2 separate regions of the Homo sapiens genome follow, and region 2 is linked to region 1. A link is a loop called in an ENCODE intact Hi-C map of the cell type or tissue named here. Cell type or tissue: pancreas. All regions are shown on one strand. Each heading gives the region's core, and the rest is flanking DNA. Links, peaks and the distances in the headings are about the cores only. Region 1 holds the start of RASSF10 (Ras association domain family member 10). Region 2 has its middle 66 kb from the start of RASSF10.

Region 1 (2,900 bases), core at 230-2,729:
CTTTGCAAGCCAGAACTGGCGATTAGTTCATTGTCAAATCCCTAGCGTAGGACCTGGAGCAGAGAGGTACTCAATAAATATTTGCTGAGTGAATCATTGAATGAACAAAAGTGCTTTAGCCAAGAGGCAATGGGGAGCCATCTAAGGTCTTGAAGAAAGGGAGTGAGCTTATTATTACACCTGTGCTCACAAGGACAAGTTCAGGGCAAACCTTGCACTCAGTGGACCATCCTCATCAGCAGTTAAGGATGAAACAAGTTCATTTGCATTGTGGCCTTGGGTTTCTTGCACTGTAAAGCTTGGCTGTTATCTCTTCTGGACCACATCTGAATATTAGAAAATGCCAGAAGCCTTCACAGTTTCCCCTTATGGAGGTGGAAAGCATAAAAATAGCTTGTGACTTGGGTCTGGGCCCTGAACTCCCACTAGAATGAGGAGCCCCTCTCCCAAAAAGGCTGTGGGAAGCTGAGGTGAAGGTGACGTGGAGACCCACTTACGTGACACTACAGGGAACGGGCAGCCGCCTCTGAAGGTCTGTCCCCCTCCAGCCCATACCGTTCCATGCCTGCACTTGCTCCCGGAGCACATTGCCGAATCTTGTTCTCCTTAGATATGCAAATATTGCTTCCTGTCGAGAAGGACTGGGAGGCCTTCCGCTTTAGAGGCAGCGCTTATAGCGCTAGCTGGTCGTGGAATGCGATTACAGCGTCTCCATTGGAGACCGCTGAGTGCCTCGGTTTCCCTGTCTGTGCAAAGTGCACTCCCCAGACGCCGCTGCCTCGAGGGACCAGGAAATGCGTCTGGGGGCGCCAGGAAAGATGAGAAGATAAAGTCACGATGCGTCCAGCTAGCTATAGACACAAGCAGAGGAGCCAGTAGGCCAAAGGAGACGCACAGCTGATCCGTGCCGAGGCGCGGGCTCCACTCCCTGAAGTGGAGGGACCCTTGAATCTTTCCTTGCGTAGGCGCGCGGCAGAGCAGCGATTTGGCGAAAAGGGCCGAGACTCAGGATGCCTGCAATGCGAGCGAGGGGCGGACAGGGCGCACGGGGCGCGGCAAGGCTGCGAGGGGCGGGCCTGGGCCCTGAGCCTCCTGCACTTCCAGCCACAGCTCTGGGCCTTGGGGGCGGGAAGGGGTGGAGCCACGTGGGGAGGAGCAAAACCCGGAGGTCCCGGGCACCTTGGGCAGAGCCAGAGCGGCGGGAGCCGGTCCTGGGCGCGTTGCCCCGGGAGCGCCCGTCGTCCGGGCAGAGCGCAGCCGCAACCGCGACCACAGCCGCAGTCGCTTTCCAGCCTGCCTTCGGTGCGCAGCGGGGGAACAGGGCTAGTGCAGCCGCCGGAGGGGGGCACGGGCTCCTCTCCCATCCCAGAGCTACTGGGCTGCCCTTGCTGTCCTCGCCGCCCCAGCAGACCCCGGCCGGACCTGCCACCTGCGCCCTGGTTGCGCCATGGATCCTTCGGAAAAGAAGATATCGGTGTGGATCTGCCAGGAAGAGAAGCTGGTGTCCGGCCTCTCCCGCCGCACCACTTGCTCCGACGTTGTGCGAGTGCTTTTGGAGGACGGCTGCCGGCGGCGACGGAGACAGCGGCGGAGCCGGCGGCTGGGGTCGGCCGGCGACCCGCATGGCCCGGGAGAGCTGCCCGAACCCCCGAACGAGGACGACGAGGACGACGACGAGGCGCTGCCGCAGGGCATGCTGTGCGGGCCCCCGCAGTGCTATTGCATCGTGGAGAAGTGGCGCGGCTTTGAGCGCATCCTCCCCAACAAGACGCGCATCTTGCGCCTCTGGGCTGCCTGGGGCGAAGAGCAAGAGAATGTGCGCTTCGTGCTAGTGCGCAGCGAGGCATCGCTGCCTAACGCCGGCCCCCGCAGCGCCGAGGCGCGCGTAGTGCTGAGCCGAGAGCGCCCCTGTCCGGCCCGCGGGGCCCCGGCGCGGCCCAGCCTGGCCATGACCCAGGAGAAACAGCGGCGAGTGGTGCGCAAGGCCTTTCGCAAACTGGCCAAGCTCAACCGGCGGCGCCAGCAGCAGACACCGTCGTCCTGTTCGTCCACTTCGTCGTCCACTGCCTCGTCCTGCTCTTCGTCGCCGCGGACCCACGAGAGCGCGTCGGTGGAGCGCATGGAGACGCTGGTGCATCTGGTGCTTTCCCAGGACCACACAATTCGCCAGCAGGTGCAGCGGCTCCACGAGCTGGACCGCGAGATCGATCACTACGAGGCCAAGGTGCACCTGGACCGCATGCGGCGTCACGGGGTCAACTACGTGCAGGACACTTACTTGGTTGGGGCAGGCATCGAGCTCGACGGGTCCAGACCGGGAGAGGAGCCAGAAGAGGTGGCGGCGGAGGCGGAGGAGGCGGCGGCGGCGCCCCCTCTAGCCGGCGAGGCGCAGGCGGCGGCGCTGGAGGAGCTGGCCCGGCGCTGCGACGACTTGCTGCGGCTTCAGGAGCAACGGGTTCAGCAGGAGGAGTTGCTGGAGCGCCTTTCAGCCGAGATTCAGGAGGAACTCAACCAGAGGTGGATGCGACGGCGCCAGGAGGAGCTGGCGGCGCGGGAGGAGCCCCTGGAGCCCGACGGTGGCCCCGACGGCGAGCTGCTGCTGGAGCAGGAACGGGTCAGGACGCAGCTCAGTACCAGCCTTTACATTGGGCTGCGGCTCAACACGGACCTAGAGGCCGTCAAGTCGGACTTGGATTACAGCCAGCAGCAATGGGACAGCAAGAAGCGCGAGCTACAGGGCCTTCTGCAAACTTTGCACACTTTGGAGCTGACGGTGGCACCGGATGGGGCTCCTGGCTCTGGCAGTCCCTCGCGGGAACCTGGGCCTCAAGCCTGCGCCGACATGTGGGTGGACCAGGCCCGTGGACTGGCCAAGAGCGGTCCTGGCAACGACGAAGACT
Region 2 (2,900 bases), core at 229-2,728, 66 kb after region 1:
CTCCCTGCACGTCATCCCCCTGCCCGCACCAGCATGTTCTTCTCGCCTGGTGATGTCACTGGCCTGGATGCATGTTGTGGCCAAAGCAATTGGCTCACATCAGGGCTCCAAGGTGGCATAGGAGGGAAATGGATGGGGATGGACGTCCTCCTGGTCTCACTTCAGAGAGATGATTACGGTGCAACAGAAGGTGAAGTAAGGCTTGGCACAGGGCACAATGGGGTGCTCAGGCCTCCCATTTTCTAGGTGCCACTAGGCCCTCAAAACCTCTTAAGTAACAAATGAACATGCAACCTTTGATAAACAATGTCACTAATAACAAACATAACACTTGTTAAACAAAATACTTATATGGTACTGTCTTCACTTATATGGTACTGCTTCACTGTTGTAAGCAGCCCACATGACTTTATCTGATTTAATCCTCATACAATCCTGTGGGGAAGGTTACTAGTTATGATTCCCATCTTACAGACAAGAAAACTAAGGCACAAGAGAGGTTAACTCACTTGCCTAAAGCAACACAGCTAGTAAGTGGTTAAGCCAAGATTTGGCTCCTGAGTCTGTGCTCTTGACCTCTATGTTATTTTGACAATTTGCTAGAGTCAGGCCTGCCATCCTGCCAAAAGGAGTGTCTTCCTGCAACCCCACACTTATGGTGATTGAGAAGTGGCTGCAGAATAGAGATTCTGCAGTGTGCAGCTACAGTGTGGGTCTAGAGAGCCCCAGATGTGCCCTCTTGGCCTCGCCTTGCATGTGCTGTTATTTAGTATTTCATCACTCTGAGTCCTCATACTATTTCTCAGTGAGGCTTTATTGTTCCCATTTTGTGGGTGAGCAAACTGAAACTCAGGAAGATTGCTGCAAGGCAATCCACAGCATTGCTGGGGTTTGAAACCAAGTCTGTCTATCCATAGAACCGGTGGCTTTTCCACTCCTCTAGAAGAAAGAGCTGGTTTGAGGGCAAAGTGAGGCCTTCTATCTGTCCCATCTCAGACATGTGATATCTAAAGCACCATTGAGGCACGCAAGCAGCCACACCTTGAGGGCAGCTCTAGAGAGCATGGAGCTGGAGATGGAGGTTAGGGAGTTGTCTGCCCTGGGTGATGGTTGAGTCTGCAAAGGAGAGATTAGGAATTGAAGAGAGTATAAAACAAGTCTTGGGGAAGGTTTGTTCACAGGTGATGAGTTAAAGAAGAAAGAGCAGAGGTTGGTTTGGGGGTTGGAGGACCGGGATAGTAAGCAGAAGAAACAGAGTAATAAGTCCTATTTGTAGATCAGTCCACAGTTCACAGCGCTTTATCATGTTCCTTTACTCTTACCACACATAAACACACACTTCCATCAGAACCCTCAGGATCCAGTGCTGGCAGCAGGCTAAGTGCTATCTATTGTTTGCACAAATTTCCAGATGGGAAAACTCAAAGAGGGCAAGCGACATGTTTCAGGTATAACAATGAATAAGCAGCACAACTGGTATGGGAATCTACGTGTCCCATGAAACTGCCTCCATGGTGATGGAGCCACAGAAGGAGAGGAAGGAGGAGGCATTGATTGAAGAGGAAATCTTCCTGAGAAAAAGCCACACATCTGGCCCACAGCAGCCTTGTAGCGGCAGGGTCAGTGGGAGTGAGTCCAAATGGAGGGGCAGTAGGAGTGGGAGGTGGGAAGGCAGCGAGGAGGTGGAAAAAGCTGGAATGGATGCCTTCTTAGAGAAACTGGCAAGAAAAGGGAGAATCAGGAGGCTGCTTCAATTCCTAACCTCTCCTTTACTTGCTGTCTCTTCTCCTGCTGACCCAACAATCACCCACAGCAGATGTGCCCTAAACTCCACCTCCAGCCCCATGCTTTCTAGAGCTGCCCACTAAGCTTGGCTGCTTGTGTGCCTCAGTGGTGTTTAGATCCCATGTGTTTGAGATGTGAGGCCCTCTGCCCTCATTTCCCCTCCCGCTCCCTCTCTGCCTGGTATCTCTCCCCGTCTGTCTCCTGCCCTGTCTCTCCCTCTCCTTTTTCCTCAGCACCAGTGACCCCCATCTCTGTGTTTCCACTTCTCCCTCTTTTCCATGGATTCTTTTCTTGCCAGAGTCCTTCATTGGTCTTGCCTCTTTTCCATTCTTCTCTTTTTTCTCCACCCAGCTATCTACATCTGGAAATCTAAGACACGTTTAGTGTCAGGTTTGCTCACCGAATAATGTTTTACACTACTTGTTTTTTTAATTTAAAAGGCAGGAGATCTGAAATGCTCTTCCTTTCTCTCTCACAAAGAAAAACGGTCTCTCTCCAAAAGGGAGGTGCTTTTAAAGTATCATCCTTGATGAGTTTCATGGGTGAACAAGTGGCTCTCAAGGGAAAAATGGCAGGCCCCTCATCTCTGTGTGAAGTGCCAGAGAGAGAAGAGAATTTCTGGATGGAGACAGGAGAAGGGAGGCCACTTTTCTTACTTTTGTTCCAAGTGAGACAGGCTCTCATAGGATCTTCTCTGTGATGAGATCACCCAGCTTGCCCAGCAAGGTGCTAAAAAATAATTGCCCTCGATGAAGACATACAAGTAAATCATTCTGCTTGGCAGAAAAAATTCAAGTGTGTTGGCAAAACATGCAGGCAAAGTGTCTTTCCAGCTGCTGATCTCTGAGGACAGCTGTGCTGTGACCTACCTAAGGCAGACCAGGCCAGGAGCTGCATAGCCCACCCTATGCAGCCCCCAGAGCCCCAACCTCAGTCTTGGAGGACAAAGGGAAGTGACTCTACAACTCCCCCATTCCCAGAAGCACACACTCGATGGGTGGGCATCAGACACCACCTCCTTGTGGGGGAGTTGCACAGCGTGGTGCTGTCATGGCAATGCCTCAACCTTTCCTTCACCCCCTACCCTCTCATTGCTGTGCCCTGAAGGTGACAAT

Evidence for each region. Hi-C counts contacts between places; a loop is a spot of excess contacts. Peaks named below come from ENCODE experiments on the same cell type or tissue, not always from the same donor. Only the 100,000 strongest peaks of a DNase experiment are listed, where the experiment ranks them.
Region 2: a loop joins it to region 1, with 2.4 times the contacts of the local background. A loop is called at or near these places in 3 of 110 quality-filtered maps.

Annotation. Positions count from the first base shown.
Region 1 is chr11:13,008,130-13,011,029 of GRCh38, forward strand. RASSF10 (Ras association domain family member 10) reads left to right here and starts at 1,187. Exons shown (of 1, transcript NM_001080521.3): 1 at 1,187-2,900. The coding sequence starts at 1,448. It overlaps RASSF10-DT (RASSF10 divergent transcript), which reads right to left and starts at 987. Exons shown (of 4, transcript NR_187419.1): 1 at 498-987. In pancreas, for the core only: no CTCF peak of the experiment used is centred there; DNase peaks (open chromatin) are centred at 1,502, 1,822, 2,492 and 2,672; H3K4me3 peaks cover 554 bases; H3K27me3 peaks cover 372 bases.
Region 2 is chr11:13,073,792-13,076,691 of GRCh38, forward strand. No RefSeq gene overlaps it. Among named protein-coding and RNA genes, the nearest start is that of RASSF10, 66 kb to the left of the region's middle. RefSeq lists an enhancer at 1-555. In pancreas, for the core only: no CTCF peak of the experiment used is centred there; no DNase peak of the experiment used is centred there.